3 separate regions of the Homo sapiens genome follow, and all the other regions are linked to region 2. A link is a loop called in an ENCODE intact Hi-C map of the cell type or tissue named here. Cell type or tissue: ascending aorta. All regions are shown on one strand. Links, peaks and the distances in the headings refer to the core of each region. The heading gives the core; the rest is flanking DNA.

The links. Hi-C counts contacts between places; a loop is a spot of excess contacts. Peaks named below come from ENCODE experiments on the same cell type or tissue, not always from the same donor. Only the 100,000 strongest peaks of a DNase experiment are listed, where the experiment ranks them.
Region 1: a loop joins it to region 2, with 4 times the contacts of the local background. A loop is called at or near these places in 5 of 110 quality-filtered maps.
Region 3: a loop joins it to region 2, with 2.3 times the contacts of the local background. A loop is called at or near these places in 2 of 110 quality-filtered maps.

Annotation. Positions count from the first base shown.
Region 1 is chr13:93,774,416-93,782,175 of GRCh38, forward strand. The region is part of intron 2 of GPC6 (glypican 6); the gene reads left to right. Among named protein-coding and RNA genes, the nearest start is that of GPC6-AS2, 80 kb to the right of the region's middle. In ascending aorta, for the core only: no CTCF peak of the experiment used is centred there; no DNase peak of the experiment used is centred there; H3K27ac peaks cover 883 bases.
Region 2 is chr13:93,244,757-93,252,516 of GRCh38, forward strand. The region is part of intron 1 of GPC6 (glypican 6); the gene reads left to right. Among named protein-coding and RNA genes, the nearest start is that of GPC6, 22 kb to the left of the region's middle. RefSeq lists enhancers at 3,468-3,969, 3,970-4,469. In ascending aorta, for the core only: no CTCF peak of the experiment used is centred there; a DNase peak (open chromatin) is centred at 3,965.
Region 3 is chr13:93,947,092-93,954,851 of GRCh38, forward strand. All of the region lies in intron 3 of GPC6 (glypican 6), which reads left to right. Among named protein-coding and RNA genes, the nearest start is that of GPC6-AS2, 92 kb to the left of the region's middle. In ascending aorta, for the core only: a CTCF peak has its summit at 4,283; no DNase peak of the experiment used is centred there.

The sequences.
Region 1 (7,760 bases), core at 1,196-6,195, 530 kb after region 2:
TATATTTTTAACTTGATCAGGAGATAAGTTATGCTAATATTATGCACTTTACTTCCAGCTCTCCTTCGTGTATTATTTTTACCAAAATCCTAGACACTAATGACACACTTAATGACAGAATTAGTAAAAGTCGTGTATAAAGGCTGCATGATGGATTAACTTTCTCAGGAACTCTCTTTAATAATACCATGTTATATTCTGAGTAACATCTTGATGTATGAATTAAATAAGTTAACACAAAGGCATATGTGTCATAATCTTATTTGGAGCTGGTTCATCGGTAAGCATTTCAGAGACCCCAGTGAGACATATCCTGTTCTGGGCTCTGGAAATTGATGATGAAAAAGACAGGGAAAGTATCTTCTGTAAGGGGCCTGTACTTGATTGGGGGAGACCATCAATTGGTTTAAAAAGCTAGTAATCTAATTTCAGATACAGTCAAGTATTGAAGCAGACAGGGCATGAGGAGTGGGGCTTCAGGAAAGTCTTCTTTTACCAGAGAGCTCAGCCAAGGCCCCTGGGAGGAGATGCCATCTCAGTGGAGAAACAAAGGGTGAGAAAAGGACATCCATGCAAAGCCAGAGCATTCCAAGAGAAAAAGGAGCAAACACAGATGCCCAGAGATCTTAAAGTGCTGCATATATAATAGAACAGTGATAACAACACGTTCTGTACTTATTGCTAATGTTTATTCTGCTTACTGCATGCTAGGCACTGTGTGCTAAGTAGTTAATCCTCATTATCTCATTTTGTTTTTCTTTTTATTGCTTCAAGAGACAGAGTCTTGCTATGTTGCCCAGGCTGAACTTGAACTCCTAGGCTCAAGTGATCCTCCTGCCTCAGCCTCCCGAGTAGCTGGGACCATAGGCGCACACTGCCTCCTGGCATTCTCATTCATTTTCCAAACTATGTAAAAGACTTTACAGATGAGGAAACTGAGGCCAAAAGAAGTTCAATTACAGGCTTAGAGTCATCTAGGTTTTAGGTTTCGTATCTGAGATTTGAGCCCAGGCTCAAAGCCTAGAGTCTAAAGCATTCCCCTCAAGCTAAACCTGGAGTTTTCTAGAAGAAAATTGTCATTGCCACCTTCAGGCCTGGTGAGCTTCTGAAAACTAAGTGAAGCTACAAAAGAGATGAGGCTGAGAGTGATCGTGGAGAAATAATAAGCACGTATATTTGGTCAAGCAAATATTACTTTGCAGTCTGTTAGCTACAGTTAAATATTTAACACCTTTGAAAGCTCAGGGTTGATGACATTTTCAAATTGTCAATTTCTGTTTACATTCGGGCAGTCTGCAGCATTACTGTGTTCAAAAACAGTTGGACTAGTCTTACTTTGCCTTAATTGAAAGGTTCATTCTTAACACCCAAAGCAGAAGTTGGCGAATGTCGTCTAAACAAACCAATTTCAACAGAGTTTTAAAGTTACTTAGAGATATAGTGCTGTCAGAAAATAATTCTCTGAAAAGTCACAAAATTCTGCAGCATGACTCATTATTTGCAGACCGTTTTTGTAAGAAAATGATTGGCTTTTTAAAAATGTAGTGCTGTAGCCAGCAACAATAAACCCCCTTTGGAAAACACATGATTCGGTTTCATTTACTTTTAAAGCCTTTTTTTTCCGTCTTTTTTTCTTTGTTTCTTTCTTTTTTTGGGGGGTGGGGGGGTGGTGTACATTTTTACTAAGCACTAGCCTGGAGAGAAACACCCAAGTATCCTGTTCACTGAAAACTACATAAAAATAGTACAATCTAGGTAATCTCTCAATGTTGTACTTTACAAATATAGGGAGTAGAATTTCATTATGTTAATAGTGTTATTATAATATAGCAGTAGTAATGATAGCTTACATGTATTCAACCCTTACTATGTGCTGGCGCAGTTCTAAACACTTTAACAACAGCTCTGAAATAGACACTAAGAACATCCTCATCTTACAGATGAAACTGCTGAGACTGAAAGTACTTAAATAACTTCCGCCAAACAGATGGGGACAAATTGCCAAGTGGCAGAGCTGGGATTTGAACCCACACTCTCTTTTTCCACCTCACTAAATTATCTCCAGAAGAGTGTCCATAGCATCTTCTTTTGAAACCCAGTATCATACTGGGATAATGAACTGATATGATCCGGATCCATCAATACGTTTCTCTTAACTATCTTTTCAAGGTATGTTCAGAAAAAAAAAGAAAGAAAGAAGGAAAGAAAGAAAGAATATATTTTCTTTTAAAGCCAGCACAAATGTATGCTTCTGCCCTTGGCTTCACTAGAAGAAGTTTGGAAACCTCCATATACTAGGCAATTACTAAATCAATTATTATGCTTGGGTCTGTATCAACTTTGTAAATGACATAAAACATTTCATCAGGACATACCTTGTCCCTGTTAAACCATCAGATCCATCCCATTCCCTGCTGACTGGTTTGCAGGCTTACAGAAACATCAGATGGCTGTGGCAATGAGTAGGATTTGGACCATCCTTCCACCAAATAATGACAAACTATACGGAACAGTTGTGCTAATGTTATGATTAAGCACCCTTGCCCATCGACCAACCCCTGTCAGATTTCCTTATCCATAGAGATATCTCTAATAATAAAGGATGGAACTTAAATCCACATCTGGTTGAGTTCAAATCCAGCAAATTCCAAAAAGGACATACTTCCCATTCCTCAATCTTCTGACCTCAGTCCTGTTATGTAATTGAGTGTGGCTTCCTGGTTGCTAACCATGCTGTCATAATTGCCTAGCCATAGGTAAAAGGATCTCACACAGCGGTTGAAACAGGCGATCAAGCAAGTTTTAATTTAATTTCCCAAGCCCCGTCTCCTGTTTTCTTACGTTCTCCACTTTTCTGTGTTCTTATCTCTTCTATTCCTTCACTTCCTTGTTTTTCCTAACTCTTGTGCTTACTAGCAACATTAACTAAACCCAGCTAAGCCTTTCCATTTGCCCAGATAACTCTCCTAAACAGAGCAAATCACATCTACCCTTTTGCTCAGGCATTCCAGTGTGCTCTGACACTACTACTTTTTTGTTGCCAATGAGGTTTTTATTGTTTGCTTAACAAAATTATTTCATTAAGTGAATGGCTTTAGAGATTCATTTGGTTTTATTTTATTACTGGCTTGGGGAAAAGATAGCTTTTGTTAGGAGAATATGCCAAAAAGTAGAATCGGTACCTATGTAGACATTATTGTTATGATTTATTTCCCTGTATAGTAATAACATTATTTTATAGGTTTACGTGAATACATTTAATTGCTGTCCTGAGAATTCCAAAGCTAATGTGTACAAGGGTTATTGCTAATGCCTGGTGCATGCTGAATCAGTAAATTCCAGTCATTTGTGTATTTGTACCTACATATATCTATACATTATGTCTACATCTGTATCTGTGTCTATTTGTATATGTATTTCTGAGACCAGCTAAGAGTTCCCTTTCATTAAATTTCTGTTGCCATATTAAAAGCTACTTTCTACTAAAATATATTAAGGGAAAAGCAAGTTATCAAGTCCACCGGACCTTCATTTATAACACCAGAAGAACACTCAGTGTAAGAGAGATCTTGAAAGAGGAGTCAAAGGTGAGCTTTTTCAATGCTGGTAATTAATCCTTGCTTTGCATAGGCTAATTGAGGGCAATTATTGAATACTTGATGTCATTTCATTTCCTAGCTGTCAATGGGATTACAGCCTGCTTTCCCTGCTAAATCTGTTAACCTCTGTGCTTTCTTTTGCTGGTAGAGGGATGTTCAAGATAGAGGGGCACCAAGAGCTTTGTTCTTTTTTGTGAATGTCAATATTTTTCTTCAAAAGAATGTTGTTCTCCTTTGACAGATTTTTTTTCTCTTCCTAATATCTCTGTTAAGGCACAAAAAAAGAAGCAGCAACTTTCTGTTACTGTTGGTACCAAAACGAAGAGAGTGAATTATAAGAGAGATTTCCTGGGTGGTCTGCCTTACTTTATAGACTAACTGGTGCTCAAATACATGCAAATACACTCACTAACTTGTTCAGCAAATAGTTACTGAGTAGCTATTAAGTCATAGCATTGTGCTAAGTACTGGGGAGAGGTGAGAAAGGAGACATTAATTCTGCCTTTAAGCAGCTCAGAGACTACTTTTGAGGTTGAGGTGACATCAATGCACTTGCTTAGATACGGCCTTTGGCAAAACTGGTAATATTTTAGGTACCCACTTTCACCATTCTTGCACCTGTTGTTACACCAAGCTTCTATACCAGGACAAATTATTTATTTCACCATCCTTAATCCATTTAGCTAACTCTCCACCCTATCTCACCTCTCAGCCCTACCCAGATAAATCCCATTCCAAGCAAATGGCTTATTTGGCAGTAGTTGAGCCCATACAGCCAAGTCTTTCCCATGGGAAAATATGTGGGAATGTGTGCCTTAAGTTTCTGGGTTGGCTGGATACATTTGCCTTGATGGCCAATGAGGTTATGGCCATGTTTTGCTTCCATCCAATAACTCAGAGAACTGTAGCCAATCCAAGTAGAACAAATCATTTTTCTTCTAAAAGATCATTGAGATAAACATTTCTGGATTATTTATTTGTTTGTTTAGTTTTGCTTAAATACTTGCCAATCTAGATTTTGCTGTATGTTTATAACTATCCTTTTATATTTTAAAAACATTTTATATTAATCTGCCAAATATAATTTTCTGTCACACACTGCTTTTCTTTCCAGTTTATTATTTATATCACTTTCTATGCCTATTCGTGTGTGTTTCTCGAGAGAAAGGACTGAGACTAATATCTTTACAAGCCTCTCAGAACTTAGTATTGCGGCTACCAGTGGAGGAGCTGAATACACTGGACTGAATTCACTGGGCTTTAATCAATGTTAATTACTATTTTTTGTATAAGAAAAATAATTTACATCCAAAATAGCCTTCTAACATACTTGATGACAATCTAAATGAAGTTTGTTCCTTCAACTCATTCTGGTGTCTTTGTTAAAAATTATGGATTACTTATTTATAATTCCATATTGAGACTACAGACAACTTGGAAAAATGATAAAAGCCTCAAAGTATCTATGGACCATTAGAGTATACAGTGAAGTTATAGTAATCCTGCAACTAGTTGCTGGGTGGCGTGCCCCTCCATTTCACTGTTATCCATCACAAAATCATGTGATCCGGGTTCTGTGATTCAATTTCAAAGAGATAGTTTGATTATCTCCTGAAAACCTAAATGGCTTATGTTAGCGTCGTATGTGCTATATGCTATATCTGCCCCAGTTATCACTGTCTCTTTTTCATATGGGCCAGTTCTTTGTTCTTTTGTTCTTTGTTAGAGGCCACCTTTGTCCCCAATTTTTTTCAGAGGCACCACGCATGTACCTTAGAGCTTAATGTAGGGAAATGACACCCCAGGTCATCTGGTGAATGGGGAGACTCTTCCACTCTATAAAGAAAGACCATTCTGGATATTCCCTCATTTGTGTGCATATAAACCCCCTGGGACTGGAAGATGCTACTCTTTTCCACTGGTGGAGTTTGTGGTGAAGAGTTGAGGACATTCTTTTTTTCCTTATGGATCCAAGGAATGTGAGTTATCTTACAAATAGAGAACCAGACCCAATACACATAGAGATGAATACCTAGATCAGGAGAAGTGAGGCAAGAATAAGGCCAAAGTAGTCCAATAATTTTTAATTATACATGAAAGTCATTAAGAAGTAATGAGGATGAAAACAAATATGGATTCAAGACCCGACAATTTAAAAAAAGCATTTTTTTCCGCAAACTGTGAAGAAAACACACCAGTCAACCTATAATTAAATATGTGTATTAGATTCATTTATTGAAAACCAAAAAAAATTTAAAAGCAAAAAAAAACACATTGTTTTCCTTAAGAGAATATTGCCATAGGCTACACATATAGTCAATTATGTCCCACCATATTAGATGCTATTTGCTATTGTAAACAATTAGCTTAGCCATCATTGTGGATTTATTTTTTCCAATCTTTACATCTTCAAATGACTCCTGGCTTAGTCAGTTTGTTAAAAATGGCATATAAAACAACCCCTAAAGCTTTCTCTAAACTGGTACACAGCATTCTTCATTATTAAACAGCTGGCACTCTAACTATATGAAATTTCATTAAATTAACCTTAATGACTTTATGGTTCACGATCACAAAAATACACACACACACACACACACACACACACACACACACAAAATAAAATTTTAAGATGTAACTTCTATGCTTATCTAAGGTTACTCCTATTAAAGGTTTGACAATGTTAATGTTTAAAACAAGTCATAGAATGATTCAACAATAATCTGCATTTTATTTTTAACTTTGAACATCTATTTTGGTCATTGCCTTTATGTTTCTTCATATTTATGCTTCCTGTGATAGTAAAAACTTATTCCTATAAAATGACTGATTTTATTTTTAATTTCTTTGAGCTTGTCTTTATTGACTGAAAATTTATTTTTTTGATTACCTACATTGTGTAAAGTACTGTTATAGGCATAGAATAAAATGTTTAAGCCCCTATTTCCAAGGGTCTTACAGACTAAAAGAAATATATAATTGGCCGGGTGCGGTGGCTCATGCCTGTAATCCCAGCACTTTGGGAGGCTGAGGCGGGTGGATCACAAGGTCCAGAGATCGAGACCATCCTGACCAACATGGTGAAACCCCGCCTCTACTAAAAATACAAAAATTAGCTGGGCATTGTAGCAAGTGCCTGTAGTCCCAACTACTCGAGAGGCTGAGGCAAGAGAATCACTTGAACCTGGGAGGCGGAGGTTGCAGTAAGCCGAGATCGCGCCACTGCACTCCAGCCTGGCAACAGAGTGAGACTCCATCTCCGAAAAAAAAAAAAAAGAAAAAAGAAATACATAATTATACTTTGTCTACTCTTTACTAACAAAAGTCTTTTTCGCAAGCGCCATTTTGATCCTGTGAAGACTCCAGGAATTATTTCTATTTTGTAAATGAAAAGCCAAGGTTCAGAAACAAGCAAGATGCCCAAGTTAAGGGATCGTTACAGGCAGAACCAAAATATGGATTTTGTACACATCCAGGATCCTTTTCCCAGTATTTCTGTCCCTAGAGTTGGGGTCCTAAAAATTCCCTGTCAGAAGCATTTCAAATTGTTACTATATGAAATATAGAGAAGAGGAGCCTTTCAAAGGCCATTAGTGAAATCAGAAATGATTTTATGGGAGAGTTCCACAGATTAAGATAATGTGATCCTCTGAAAATGTCTGAGACTGTCTGAGCCATGATATTAGATGTAGCACACAAAAGTCAGGGCTAATAGATAAAGAAAATATTTTATATGTACTTTTCTAACTATGTATATAGGTAAAATACCTATTAGGGTCAGCATCTTTTGAAAAATTATATATGTATAATTTTAATTGACAAAAATTATATGTTTATGTTGTACAATATGATGTTTGATATATGTATACATTGGAGGTGGCTAAATGAATTTTATTAGCATATGTATTATCATATATTTATTTTTGTTGGTAAGAACATTTAAAATCTACTTTTTTTAGCTATTTTCAAGTATACAGTATATTGTTCTTAATTACAGTCATCATGAGATACAACAGATCTCTTGAACTTACTCTAACTGAAATTTTCTACCCTTTGATCAACATATTCCCAATCCCCACACCCTCTAGCCTCTGATAACCACCACTGCACTCTCTGCTTGTGGGTTCAGCATTTTTAGATTCCATGTATGTGTGAGATCAC
Region 2 (7,760 bases), core at 1,565-6,564:
TGCAGCCTGCTGCCTACTGCTCCTTTCACAGTATCCAAAGTTTCTTTCACTTTTTCTCTTGAGTTCCTCTGTTCCTTCTTAGATAAAAGTGCACAGCGTGAATCTCTACATACTATTTTGCTCTTTTCAAAAGGGTGACGCACACTAACAAAGCCTCTAATCTGCCATCTTCAAAAAAAAAACTTCATAATCTTAATAAGAATCCCAATAAATTGAGTAGTAATTGAGAAATTGAGAGAAACTGCTGAGGCTGTCTGAATTAATGAGGTATTTGGCATTGTCACTTTAGTCCAGTATTTCTCAACCCTGGCCAGTGATGAACTGATTAGGTATTAACAACTGCCTGGGTGTGGAGGGGACACTGATTCATAGCATTTGGTAAGTTTTGTGGTATAAATGTTCTCACCATGAACAATTTCAAGCTACCAACAGTTTAACAGCCAGTTCACAAAATTCCTTAAAATTTAACAGTCTTCTAGGCTATAATGTGGGGCACTGAAAATTATCTATACTTGAGCACCGTTATTCAGTTTTGGATACTCTGATTTAATTGATTTGGGAAAGGGCACAGTCCTTCCTTCTTCTATTCTTCTCTCCTTCCTTCCTTCATTCTTTCCCTCCTTTCATAATTTCCTAATTTAGATGTGCTCCCAGGATTGAGAATGAGTGATGTAGAGCAGTGAGCTTCCTAAACTTTACTATGCACCAGAATCACCGAAAGGCTTGCAAAACACAAATGGCTGGGCTCCACCTCCCAGACTTTCTGATTCAGTAGTAGTTCTGGCCTGGAGTCTGTAATTTGCGTTTCTAACAAGTTCTCAGGTGATGCTGATGTTGTTGGGTCAGGTATCATACTTTGAGTCTCTGGGGCTCATACTCTGGTTGCCATTCATTGTGGTTTTAAATATGGATTTCTTTCAGAGTGGGCAGTCACCTTTTGGATAATGGTTTTTGTATTGTTTTTTACATTGGTTGTGGGTGAGAATCTCCACCCACAAAGTGTGTTACTGCTACAAGTTGTACTACTTAGATCTCCCCGCATACTTTAAAAAGTTTACATGAGCCCCTAGGGGGACTAAGGAAAAGAGCAGAATGGGACCAGAGCAGTCTATCCCATGTCTGCCTGGAACAAAAGAGGCCAACGATTCTTCTTCCTAAGTAGAATGGGCTCTCCACATTGCTTTAAATGGGAAATGGGCAATGGCATTTCAGGTTTCTTTCACCACAGGATCCTATTTTTCTTACTAATATGGTATGCCTTCTGTTGGTACCTATGACTCTTAATTAATTTTTGGTCCTGTTGAGATTTCTGGTCAAGAGAAATTCCATCCCCCCAACCTCCTCCTTGAGCTGTTTTTCCTATCCTAGCCTCTCAGGCACAGATCTAGCCATTTCCCCTGACTTTTAGACTGTTATGCAAGGCGACTACATTTAGAGCTGGTCACTCTGCATTTTGTACACATTGAATTAAAGATATAGCATAATACATTCTGGGCATGCACACCTGCACTCTCTAGGCTTTACTAGTTGCATGTTTGCTCCTTACATCATAGTTTTAGGTTTATCAAGCAATTGGCTTCCTCTCTTTGTGCCCCCAGGACAGCTGAGATTAGCAGGGGCCAGTGCTTCTCCACAGAATTTGAAGGAACTAGAGGTATTTTTTTTCTTAAGATTGCAGTGATGTTGAGGCAACCATTTTCTTTGCAAAGAAAACACCTTGAAGTGTTCTAAAAAATAATAATAATAAATAACTTTTATTTACTATTTTCTTAATAGATGAGAATAACTCAAAGTCACTAGCACTTGTGAAATGAACTTAACAAAAGCCACTATGATTGAGACCATCCTGGCTTACACGGTGAAACCTCGTCTCTACTAAAAATACAAAAAAATTAGCCGGATGTGGTGGTGGGCACCTGTATTCCCAGCTACTAGGGAGGTTGAGGCAGGAGGTGAACCCCAGAGGCGGAGCTTGCAGTGAGCCGAGATTGTGCCACTGCATTCAGGCCTGGGCGGCAGAGCAAGACTGTCTCAAAAAAAAAAAAAAAAAAAAAAAAAAAAGCCACTATGCACACATTATAGGTATTTTTAAATGACAGGCCTTACATTTTTTCCTGGAAAAAAAAAATTGTCTTTTAGCTGTTTGCTTATCCTAATTTCCCCCCCAAATCTCCATGATTGGGAGTTTTTCAAACTTAAAAAACTGTGACATTTAAAATTTCTGGTAATTTGTTCTCTTTTTTCTTTTCTTTTTTTTTTTACAGCCAAATATTTAACAAAAATTTTAAGTATAATGTAACATTTTATTATGAAAGAAACAACTACTGGAAACTAACTTGCAACAAAAACCATTCTAGTATCTTTGCAGTACCCTTAGGAGATACCTAATTCTTTAAAGAGATGTTTATATTAATGAACTGATTTTAGAAGACAGAATTTTTGAGATCGCTTTTAGATACCTACAAGCTATATTAAAAATCACCAATAAACAAATTAAGATTATCTTTGACCTCTGTTTTCTGTTGGCCTAACAAATGTTTTTGCAGAGTTTAGGATTGCTATTTTGAAAATGGGAACTTGTAATTCTAAAGTACTAACAATCTGAAAATGCAGGATTGCTGGACACTCCTATGTGGTGATCCATTATTAGCTTCTCCTCCAACTATATTTGCCTTGAACTTGAGAATCTTAGTTTACTGTTACTTTTACATTATCAAGTGCTAATGTGTGAAAGGATTTTATTATGCTTTTACTACTCATTTCATGATATGGTATCTTATTCAATATTCTTTCACAGACTTGGGGATATTAGATATCAGGTCAAGCATTATGTTAAAAGCTTAGGCCAATCTTTTTATATGACCGCAATAAAGAATATATTCATTTCACTTATATTACCACATGGCCCTCATAAAAGGTCAGTTTCAATTGAATATAAAATACCTTACAAATGGCAAATCATATGTCATCAACAACACACCTATTATGAATAATCTATTTTCAATTACCACCTTCCCCTCTTTAAAATATAACTTGGAAATGTCTTAGAATCACTAAGAGATCTTCATTATGTATTTTGTGCAAAAGACATAAAAATTGTATATTTTTCTGTTTTAGTCAACAAAATATGTATGGAGTAATCACACTTAAATTTCAGTTAAAACAAGTTAGGTGCATCAGATATTCAGACCAAAAAACATGAAATTATATTTTTTCCATTTTGTTGTTAACACAAAATTTAACTAATTAACTGAATCAGTTACTCGGCCTGGGCTATTGATGATGAGATAATATTACAAGAAGTTATATGTATACACATAAGCTGGTTGCTGTGATTTAGGAGTGCCAATTTATTCTTACTCAGAACATGCTTAGCAGTGTATACAAAGGTTTCCAGTATAACAAAGGGTTGACTATATATAGAAATATAGGTTAGAATGAGCTTAATTCTATGTGATAACCAAGGTTGATTTTTACAACTGGAATAACAATTTCCTAGAACAGAAAAACCTGTAGCATATTTAAAAATGAGTTTTAACCTTTCTAGCCATGATTTTAAAAAGCACAGTCTTGACAAAACTGCTTAGTCCCCTAAAGGATATATTTTCAAAAGTATGATCTTATGTTTGAAAAAAAAAAAGTCTAAAAATGTTCTGTACTTTAAAAGGCCCACAAAAAGTGTTTTTTTTTTTTTTCTTTTTTAAGTGAGCCTCTGTCACAATTACTATAATCAGGAAAAATGGAATACAAATAAGCAAGAGCAGGCTTTTTCCCAGTACGACACTTCCTACAGCTATCTTCATTCAGGGTGACAATTTCTATTTTAACCTAATTAAGTATAAGAGAGGACCAGTGTCCTAAGCCATAAGCCTGAAGGTTCCTGGAAGTACTGAGCTGCTCATTACCTCCCGGGCACTGCTGGGAGCCGCTGCCTGAAACTTCTGGAAGGTGCCACGGATGCCCAGAAGGAGGCTCTGCTGCACAGCGCCAGCCTGTAGGTGCACCACCTTCAACCGCATTTCAGCCTGGTTACTGTGGAATTGATTTTCACGGCTCATGACAGAAGCTGTTTTCAGCCCATGAAAAGGAAGTGGCTGGAGCTGATACGCCTAACACAAACAGCAAATTGCTCCATGGCTTTCATAGCATTCGAGGCCTGTTACCTTAAGGTTCTAATGGCCTTTTAACAGTGTTTCCAGCTGAGCAGCAGATGTAAAGGATACTGAACATTGAAAGCACTGTTCTTTTTTCCCCTCCCTGAAAGAATCATTGTTTACAGACATTGTACCAACACCATATCCTAGGACCTATTCACTGGCATGTTAGATTTGAAAAACTGAAACAAATTTCAGATAAATAGAAAGTATTATCAGTGCCATAAACCTACCACCTTACTGAGCTGTCTGTCCTATATTACCACCCATCAGGAACTGAGATCACTGAGGACGTATTTTCACCATTAATAGGGGCCCCCATTTGGTAATATCGCATCAGGGAAAATAATTAATGGAACCCTGTGAAACCTCTGAAACTCCTTATACTTTAAATTGATTGATTTTAATCCTAAAAATTGCTGTGTATTTCTGAAAATAACACATTTAACATTTAGAATTGTATCCTTTCTGCCTTTGGCTTCCCTTTCTGTTGTTCTGAGTGTTTAGTTTCGTCCTCTGTTGGTAAGGGTTGTGAAATGTTTGCCTTATAGGCAGCTATGGGCTTCCTGCATAGGGAACATGAAGGCCTTTAAAAGGTTTGGTCTGTTGAAAGAGGTTGGCATTTCAGTCTTGTGGACTTTTGGGAAAAAAATGTTAAACATAACTGAAGAGCCCTTGTCAAATTGGAGGTTTTTCCATTTTAAAAACTAGAGAAATAGTATGTCTTTTGATTTCACTTTGGTCCAAGCAGCGCCTCATATTTCCACTTTCCAGTGGTAACTAGCAGAGGTAAGAGAAAAACAGCCATGCGGGTGAGTCATCATTCCTCACTCCAGGAAATGGCTCATTTTACAAGCTTTTGGAAGGACCTTTGGGAAGTTGTGAGCTGCCACCATTTTTGAATTGAAAATATACATATGTTGCAACTCTGATGTAAAAGGCATATAGTTCCTTTTTCCTCCACCTCTTGGTTTCTCCTTCTCCTTCTCTTCTTGCTCATATAACCTGTGTAGTTTTCCGCAGGAGCTCCCACTTGATGGGTAACAGGAGAAAACATTTTAGTCTGATCTAGTTGAAAATGTAGTCTGATCAGTTTTGCCTTTCTAGCTGACAGTCAATCAAGTGGGATACTTGCTGTGGTGCAGTGGCTTTGACTCCTGGCTCCTCTACTTAGCCTTTTCTGAACCTCTCTGTGCCTTGATTTTTCCATCTGTAAACAGGGGTAATAGCAATTCCTATCTCTCATCACTGGGATTGTGCTACACGAATGAACACTTCTAAAGCTCTTAGAATAGTATCTGACAAGTACGAAAGGCTGTACACATGCTTGTCAATTAACACAGAGTAGAGGAGGAAATAAATCTCTTAGATTGCGGAGTGATAAAGGAGTGACTCTTTCTCACGAAAGAAAACTGAGGGTCCTAGGGCTCTGCCCATTTCCAGGGCCCTGCTGGCCTGCATATCTGGGGGTGGTATACTTTGTGATCTGCTCTTATTCAAGTTGGGAAGGACCGGGTAACTAGTCCCCTTCCTTTGGTATTCACCCTCACATTGGCCTTTCTGGGCATGAAGACCTCCTGAGTCACTGGTTTGTCACTCAACTGGCCTCTGGCCCACCTCCAGCCTTGATCACTTGGCATGGGGGGACCATGACAAGCCTCTGGTTTGCAACTCCGCTGCTTTCTGAGTTCTTCCCAGGAGGGCTCTAGGGATTGCTGAGCCAGACCAGTGCTACCCAGGTGAGGGGTGTAGCTCTCCCTCTGAGTACTCTGTGCCCCAAAGTTGACCCTAAAGTTGGTCCAGGTAGCCCACCAGGCAATCTCTTCACAGAATCCTAGGCAGAATTTGGGCCCCACATCCTGCTTCCCTTTGGCTTCCCAGCATTGAGGCAAAGCTCAGAGAGAAACTGGGTGTATTAGTTTGTTTTCACACTGCTGATAAAGACATATCCAAGACTGGGCAATTTACAAAAGAAAGAGGTTTAATGAACTCACAGTTCCACATGGCTGGGGAGGCCTCACAATCATGGTGGAGGGTGAAAGACACGTCTCACATGGCAGCAGTCAAGAGAAGAGAATGAGAGCCAAGCGAAAGGGGTTTGCTCTTATAAAACCATCAGATCTCGTGAGACTTATTCACTACCACAAAACAGTATGGAGGAAACCATCCCCATGATTCAGTTATCTCCCACTGGGTCCCTCTACAACCTGAGGGAATGATGGGAGCTACAATTCAAGATGAGATTTGGGTGGGGACATAGCCAAGCCGTATCACTGGGTGACTTGGCAAACCATTACCATTCTTCCACCTCCTTCCTTTGCACAGACCCCTTGGGCAGGGATGGGTTTGCTATCTCTTTCTCTTTCTGACTGGAATTCAAGCCCTTCTGCCACATTTAGAGACTTCTGCCTACTAAAGAGATGATGTAACAGACCCTCATGCCCTTAGAGGTGGAAACCTATAAGGAAATAAATGATTTAAGGAGCAAACAGAATGGAATCTGTTTTTAAAGTATTTGTAAAACATTATACCCATTACATAAACAATATGAAAACTTTCAAAGAATCTCTTGAGCATCAAGTAAATTGGAAATAATATGAACTTTTTATTTACATAGGAATCTTTGGGATTCCTTGCAGATACTACTATATAGAAGCAAAAGGACTTAATTCCTTGTCTCATGCTTGCAAATTGGTTAAAGTTTTCTTACCTTTTCAACTCTGGTTTCCTATCTATACAGAGAGAAGTCTCAAAATAAATGTTAGTTCTCCTTTTCCCCATTCCTTCATGACATGTGGTGATAAGAAATCTTCCTATTCCTTGTTCAGCAACAGGGAGAAAATGTAGGAGGCTGTAATCCCCACTCTAGACTTAGTCATTTTAATTTCTTTTTATGATGAGCTCTGAAGAGAGAAGCTCTAATAGAACTTTAAAAGGTGATCTTGAAATGCTGTTAAATGTCAAACAGCAAATCTTTAAAAACATTTACTTTCTTTTTTTGGTCTTCTAGTTGGAAATGGCACTGAAACATCTCTCTCATCTCATTTTTCACAGGTTTCTGTTTGTTGTTTTTACCATCAGGAGAATGATCTGTTTGATAAGTTGCTTTGATTATTTCGATTTGTTGAAACCAGTGGTTCTCAAACTTGAATGTGCACCAGAATCATCCAAAAGTCTTATTCAAACCTAAACAGGTGGGCCCCACCCTGAGAGTTTTTGATTCAGTAGATCTGAGATGGAGCCCAAATTGTGTTTCTAACAAGCTCCCAGGAAATGCAGGTGCTGGTGTTCTCTGGACCACACTTTGAGAACCACTGTCTTAAAATTTAAGACTTCAACTATCAGCAGTTCCCTTTTTTTTCCCCCCAGGGGTTTGAGAATACATTTCAAACATGGTTTGACATTCAATAACTCAAACTATTTTTCTAACTTACTTCTAGGCATTTGCCTTCTAGAAATTTCCATCTGATAAAAGATTTTTCCAATACACTTACTTTTCTTCCTGACTAATTTGATTTGTGCACACTCGTGACAATGCTGATGTCTTCCCTGCTTTTATCCACCAAGTAAAATCCAACCCTGTTGAAAGTTCTCTTCAAACTCCCT
Region 3 (7,760 bases), core at 1,196-6,195, 700 kb after region 2:
TTCTTATAATTTTTGGCCTTCGAGAGGTATGCTTTGATTGCAAAAAGGAGAACTAGTCCTTCCTAGATGTGCCAGCTGTAAGAAGCATGCCGTTAAGTGCAGGGTTGCCTGCTGGATGCTTGATGTGTGAGTCTTCAATGTGTAGATTTCAGAAGATGTGTAAAGGCAAGACAGTGGCACATTCTTCCAAACTACAGCATGAAAGTGTTGGTCCCTAACTTAGAACATTCACATAAATTCATGAAAGAAAATGTGATAAACTGAAGTAGGACAAACCATCCATCGGAAAAAAAAGAGATGAATGGTAATATTTCATTGACTTCTGATATAGTCCCATAATTATAAAGACAAACAAGATGAAAACAGAGTTTACTATGAAAAACAGTTGATGGATAGATACGCAATATGCAACATGCAATTTTAAAATTTATCAACATGAACAGCAATATGTTGACCTAAAAAAAATTCAGGCAACTGAATTGAATGATGCCTAATTTCCCAAAGTTGCTGTGCCATGTAAAACGCTGTAGAGGAGGGAGTACACATATTAATAAATACAATCAAAGACATATATGGGAATTAACACTGCTTAGCATCAAGATTGATTCCCCGTACAAAAGTGGTTTCTTTTTTTTCCTCTTCAACGCTTTTTTTTTTCGCCACCACAATCAGAAGTTTCTGTTGCAGTACTGAGTTATTTTTATAGATTGTGGAAACCTTGATAAATTCTTTTGAGAATTAGCTGGGTCTTAAAAGAATCTCTTTGTTTCAGCAGAAAATATAGTCTGAGCACGTAAGCCTCCGTGATAGAAGGGCAGATGCTCCTGTGGCTATTTTTCACTTTTCAATTTCCCTTTTGTTTTTCAATTTAAGTGACATACTTAATTTTACTACCCTAATTATTTGGCAATATTATTGTATCCTGTGTTGTAACTTGCAGGATACTCTTCCAATAATAAGAATATATTTCTCATAAATTTAAATTAAGAAACAATAAAGTTACTCATCAGTTACATAATTTTAACTTGTCCAGTCCAGAATTAACTTTGTCTTGGAGTGGTAACAACAGACACTTTTCTCCTTACCAAAATAAAAATTTTAACTGTCAACTGTGTATTAAAAGAGCCCCCCATTAAATGATTATATTCCTCCTATCGTATTTTCTCCAATTCAAATACATATTCATGTAGTATAAATTTCATTTTGTGCAGGAATGACAGCCAGTTATGTCAGGCTAGATTGATTTGATTGATTTGCTTAACAAATGTTTTCTTTCAGAAGATCCAATTATTCTTGTAGGCCATCTTGGGGAATGCACACTTGTTCTACAGCTTGATTCCTAGCTGTGGATTCATTTAATCATGTTTCACTATAAATTCATGAACTGTAGATAGTGGTGTCCAGGCAATTTTTTCTTAAATTATTAATAGATACATCCAATGTTAGGTATGGGTTTAAATTGTTGTCCCTGATACAAAGTATGTTTTATAGCAGAAATATGATTGAATGCATAATTTATTTAAGGTTTAGCAAAGATGCAAGACGTGTTCCTTTCCAAATGCAAACACTCTGAAAGCACTGCTAGATAAGTAAACACTGTGCTTTAAGAGAGAGTGTGTGAGGCAATAAATGTCATCCCCAACTCAGATAAACACTAAAATTATATTTATGTGATGATGGAGATGTTTTTGTGGCATCTAAGCACCTTTAAAACACAGCCAGGATTATTGATGAATATGCCCTTTACAGTTGCTTTGGTTTGCTTGTTTTTTGTTTGCTTTGTAGTGATCTTTGACAGATAAAATTGTTTTTCCATTAATCCCCCTTCATTGCAATGTTTTTAAATCCCCATATGTTCTGATATTTCCAAAACAGTGAGTTGAGATATAAAACTTATCTGAGGAGATGACAGGGCTTTCCTCTTCATTTTCAACTGACATTTGTTATTGATTGGATACTTACCTCTTCTCCCAACTTTGGGGGTCTTCTGCGTTGTTGGGAACCTTCTACATTTCCAGTGGCAAAGGCACTCTCCCTGGCTCAAATTTAACACCTCCAAATTAGTCCTTAATATTTTTCATTTCAAAAAAATGTTTGTTTTCTTAATCAATGAAAGATTTCAATAATATTCTGAGAAATTTTCTTAGTGCCTATAACCTACAATTTAGATAATGAAGCAATTTATGACTATCCACTTATGTTCTGCTTTGCCTGGCATAGACAATGACATTTCTCCTTGCAGGAGTCAATAGGTTTTGTGTTGGTTCATGCTCATGGTGATAGTGAGTTTCTGTGTGTGTGTTTAATTATGGTTGATAGTCCAATAAGAAATAACCAAGTGAATACAGCTTTAATATTCAAGTGGCATAAAATCTGAGATTTTCAAGGATCCCCAAGTTCACAATAAATGTGTATATTATACATGAGAACAGATCAACAAAGCTGAATTGAAATGGACATGTTCACCTTTAACCTGACTTAATCATTAGTCACAGGACATCCCATACCAGCCTGGCAGCTTGGTATATTTGAACTGGTTTCCACAAAATAAAAATGTCTAAGAAAGTATAATGGAGGTTACCAGGTGGAGGGAGAGGGCAATGGGGAATTGTTTTCATTATTTTTTAAATTTATGATTTTTAAAAAATTTTTTTGAGGCTGGGTCTCATTCTGTCAACCAGGCTGGAGAGCAGTGGTGCGATCATGGCTCACTGCAACCTCCACCTCTGGGCTCCCGTGATCCTCCCACCTCAGCCTCCCAAGTAGCTGGGACTACGACTGCATACCACCACCCCCGGCTGATTTTTGTATTTTTTGTAGAGCCAGGGGTTTTGACATGTTGCCCAGGCTGGTCTCCAACTCCTGAGCTCAAGTGGTCCACTCGCCTTGGCCTCCCAAAGTGGACTACAGACATGAGCCGCTGCACCCAGCCTGCTTTTTAATGGGTACAGAGTTTCTGTCTGGATGATGAAATTTGTCTGAAAATATTAGAGGTGATGGTGGCATAACACTGTGATTGCACTTAATGCCATTGAATTGTACACCTAAGAATAGTTCAAATGGCAAATTTTATGTCATATATATTTTACCACGATAAAAATTAAATAAATAAGTAGATGATACTTAAGTGTCCAGATTTCACTAAAAATTGAAGAACAACAACAAACAGGAAATAATGAAAACGTTAGAAGCCTAATTGCCAAGACTATGCCTTATTTATGATAGTAACTGGTGATATTTATATCTAACTTTTAGGAGAAAGGGTACCTATTACTCTATTTCACTGAAATAATAAACAAGTATAAAAGCTAAAGGAATATGCTATTTTTTTTCCACCTATTAGGCATCTAGAGTTATAAAGGATACCTTTTTAAGAATTCTACAGGTCCTTCTGACCGGTATATTCAGACGTATAGACCTCAAAATTACTAGTGATGAGGATGATAAATTATGATACATTTATGCTAATCCCACTTGTCCTTAACAGTCACAATTGCTCCGTCTGATCCCTTGTCTCCCAGTATTTTCCCTAACCTAGCGATTAAGTGATGATAGCAGAGGGTCACTCTGTTCACTTTGATTCATCTGCAGACATCTATATTTTCATGATTCTGGCTTTATCGTGGTTTCATCATCTGTGACCTTCTCTTGCCCTTGACAGAGTTGGTTGTGCATTCACAAATGATTCTGAGGCTGGGAAATTTCTTTTTTTTTTTTATTGTCAAAGCTCTTAGGTGCTGGACATTCATAAAGGAGAAACCACAAGTTCTAAAAAGCAATTTGTGCCTTCCATGGTGACTGGGAAGAGTTACATATCATTCCCTTCTGCCCTGGCAGACACTGCACTAGACATTTCCCCTCTTTAGAAGAATTTGCCCATCTTGGTAGTCTGAGGGAGCAAAGGATGAATTTGGAAAGGTCATGTTGTTTTTTCAATCTGTAACAAAAAATTTCACAAATAATATTTTGTCTTGTATTACATACAAGATACAGTCAAGTAAAATTTTAAATGTAACTTACATTTCTCAGGAAGATTATTTAGGTAGTAAGATGTCTATGTTCCTTCATGCCTCCCCACTCCTAAACAGCCTCTTATCTTCCTGGAAAACTCTTTTCATCTCCAGTAAAAGGTGTCATGTTACTTCCTGCTTGATGCCTTCCTCACCTTGCCCAGATCAGTTTAATCTGTTCAACTTACCAAGCAAGCTTAATTATTATTATGTGATTTTAGGTCTGTTATTCTCTTCAGCTTTTGGAGCCCTCTAGAGCAGGTCTGTGGCCTAACTCAATTTTGCCATCTTCCTCATCCTATGCCAGTCATTTTTTGTTTCATTTCTCCAGTAAGTCTTTTGTTCTTGAATGAATGAATAAATGATGAATGAATGAATGAATGAATGCTTAAACAAACAAAAAATATCCAGACCTATACATTTTATTTATTTTTCTGTTTCTATTTTGCTGATAACCAGTAATGGCTTTGGAGTCAGAGAAGGGTTCAGTTTTAATTTCTATCACCTTAGAAGCAGTTTCACCTTGGATAAATTACCCAACCCCTCTCAGCCTCAGTTTCTTCATCCGTATAGTAATGGTTATAATAATTATGACAAAAAGAAGGAAGTCAGGTGATTAACGTTAGGTAATAATCTCTCTAATAGGAACTGATAGCAGCAGCAAAAATAGACATAAGCAAAATCTTGAATTTTTTTTATAAGAGAACTTTCACCAGAGAAATAACATCCAGGAAGATTCCTGGAGATCATTAGAAGCAAAGGATGAAACAGTGGACATGTTTCATAGGCATTCTTCAACCTAAAATAAATGGGTTGTGTTTTAAAGGTTTGTTTCTGAGCCGATTGCCTTAGAGCTCAGAAATACATTCTTTCATACAAACAACATGCTAGTTGATGGCTCTGTTCTTAGCACAGCCTACAAAGTGTAGGTACCTTAGAATATGCACTAAATAAAGAATTAATAGTACCATTTCAGTTATCATACCAACATTTTTCTATAGGGCAGTGTGTTCTGTGTTCATAATTTAAACTTCTAGGAACACAGGAAACATCTGGAGGAAGGAAGTTAGAGAAGAAAATTTGGCAATCAAACAGATCCAGAAGATAGAACTTATTGAAATCAGGTAACAAAATGAAAATTAAATCTAAAACTAGGCTTTTATACCCATTTTCAAGATGATAATCAAAATTAACCAAAAATCTCAAAAATGAATCTTTAGGGAACATATTACGTGGGAAAGAACTGTATGAATATTACTGTTAAATAGAACTAAATTAAAATCCTGAGTTGATATGTAGAATTCCAGAATTGTGAAAAATGTATATAACTTCTTGAGTTTTAATTTCCTTATATGAACATGGAACAATAATACTGGAAATAGTTGCCAAGAAGAATTATAATGCCCTAGGTTATTAGGAATGTCTTTCTTGTATCATTTATCTTTTATTTTTGAACTCCAGCATTAGCTTGCATTCAAACACTTATATGTGATGTATACATTTATGTATATATGTATGTATGTGTCTGTATATATGTATGTGTCTGTATATATGTATGTATATGTATGTGTGTATAAATAGTATATATAGTATGTGTGTGAGAGTATATATATTCACCTGTATGTGTGTATATGTGTGTGTGTATGTGCGTGTGACGTGTGTGTGTGAGATGTGGGTGTGTATATATGTGTATTGAGATATAGGTATACACACACACACATATATATACGTATATATCACACATATATATACGTATATATATGTATATATATACATATATATATGTGTGATATATACGTGTATATATGTATATATATACACGTATATATATAGTCCTTGAAACCGTTTGGCTCAAAACACCTCTATTATTTAGTTTTTTTCTTTCTACAGAATTCTCAAACTTTCCATATATTTTTCTTAAGCTGCTTCTTGCTCCCCTTCTCATCTTGCCCATGCTTAGATGCTGTCAGATCATTCATTTTGCTACAGTTTCCATTCATTTTGTTGCCTTCACTCTGTCTGTGCCACCTTCCCTCGTGGTTTTTGATTCTCAGAACTTTTGCTGAGGTGTCTTCACTTTTCTTTTCTTCCATGGTCTCCCTAAAACCCATCTACCACTGTGATTGTTTTTCTACTTCTATTGAACATTCTCACTTTAAGGTTTTATGGAGCATTTAAACTCCTTCTTTGTATGTTCCCCTTTTGACTCTTCATATTGTCATCTTTATCATCCTGAATGGTTGCCTCCTACTTTCCCCTTCAGACTGGGGTTTTCAGTCCATCTTTGGTGGAATATTTGGTCTCCACTTATTTCATTTTTATTCATTATTGTCCTGGTTCTTTGTGTAGAATTGCCTCTCCATAAATAAGCCCTGTTTCTCCTTTTGTAGAACAGTTTATTTTTCTGTATTTGTTTCTCCACATCTTGTTCATTCTAGCAACTTTCTTTTTACTCATTTGACTTTTCTTCCAACATTTGAAATCAAACATCAATTTATTTTATAAGTATTTCTTTTGAATTGTCATGCAACATTCTAAACTCAAATCATAAAGTCAGAGAATTTTAGAGGTAGATAGAACCATAAGTATCACCTTGGCCAGACCGTATGTATTACCAAAAAGGAAAGTAACTGGAAAACATCTTCTCAATGCCCAGCTCTTAAGTGTTATCTTCCCCTTGCACTCCAGTGAAACTTTAGGTTGAGTCATATTCTGTATTGATTATCAGTTCCACCTGTATAATATTGTTTTTCTTCTATTCAAAAATGGACTGATATAGCATATATGGTTATCTTTAATTGCAGTAAATTACACATCACATAAAATTCACTGTTTTAAAGTGTACAATTCACTGACATCTGGTGCCTTTATCATGTTGAGCAACCATCACTATTGTCTAATTCCAGAACATTTTTATCATCCCAAAAGAAAGCTCTTTGCCCAAGAAGTCACTCCCTAGTCCTCCCTCACCCCTACCTCCTGGAAACCGCCATTCTGCTTTCTGTCTCTAAGCATGACCTATTCTAGATCTTTCTTCTAAATGGAATCATGTAATATGTGGCCTATTTTATCTGGCTTCTTTCAACACATATAGTTTTATAATCTGCTATTTACAACTTGCTATGTATGGTTATATAATCTGAAAACATAGCAAAAGTGTATATATATTATAAAAGTTTTGAAAAATATTCTTCTGCATACACAGTGCCTTTATTTTTATTTATTTTTATTTTTGACAAGGTCTCATCTGTTATGCAGGCTGGAGTGTAGTGGCACAATCTTAGCTCCATGCAACCTCTGTCTTCCAGGCTCAAGCGATCCTCCTGACTCAGCCTCTTGAGTAGCTGAGAGTAAATTAGTGTGCACCACCACAACTAGCTATTTTTTGTAGAGACAGGTTTCACCATGTGGCCCAGGCTCACAATGCCTTTTTATATTCCCAAGTTTTACATGCTTTGTTTTTACCCATGCTAGTACTGTGACCTTTTTCCTACAACTCAAACAACTTTCCTGATGTTGAGTTTAATTCATAGAGCACACAGAGAAGCATGTCCCAGTTGTCCTGTGGAACACTTGCATGCCTGTCACAGACCTGCCTGGGAAGCTCCCAGCAGACACTCAGTCCCACTTGACAAAGATTCTTCATTCATTCTGGTTTTTGTCCTGCAGTCTCTAAGTAAATATAAGATGTAGACTGATATGAAGCTCTCCAAAACTCCTCACTTACCCCAGGTTTAGTAACTCTATGTA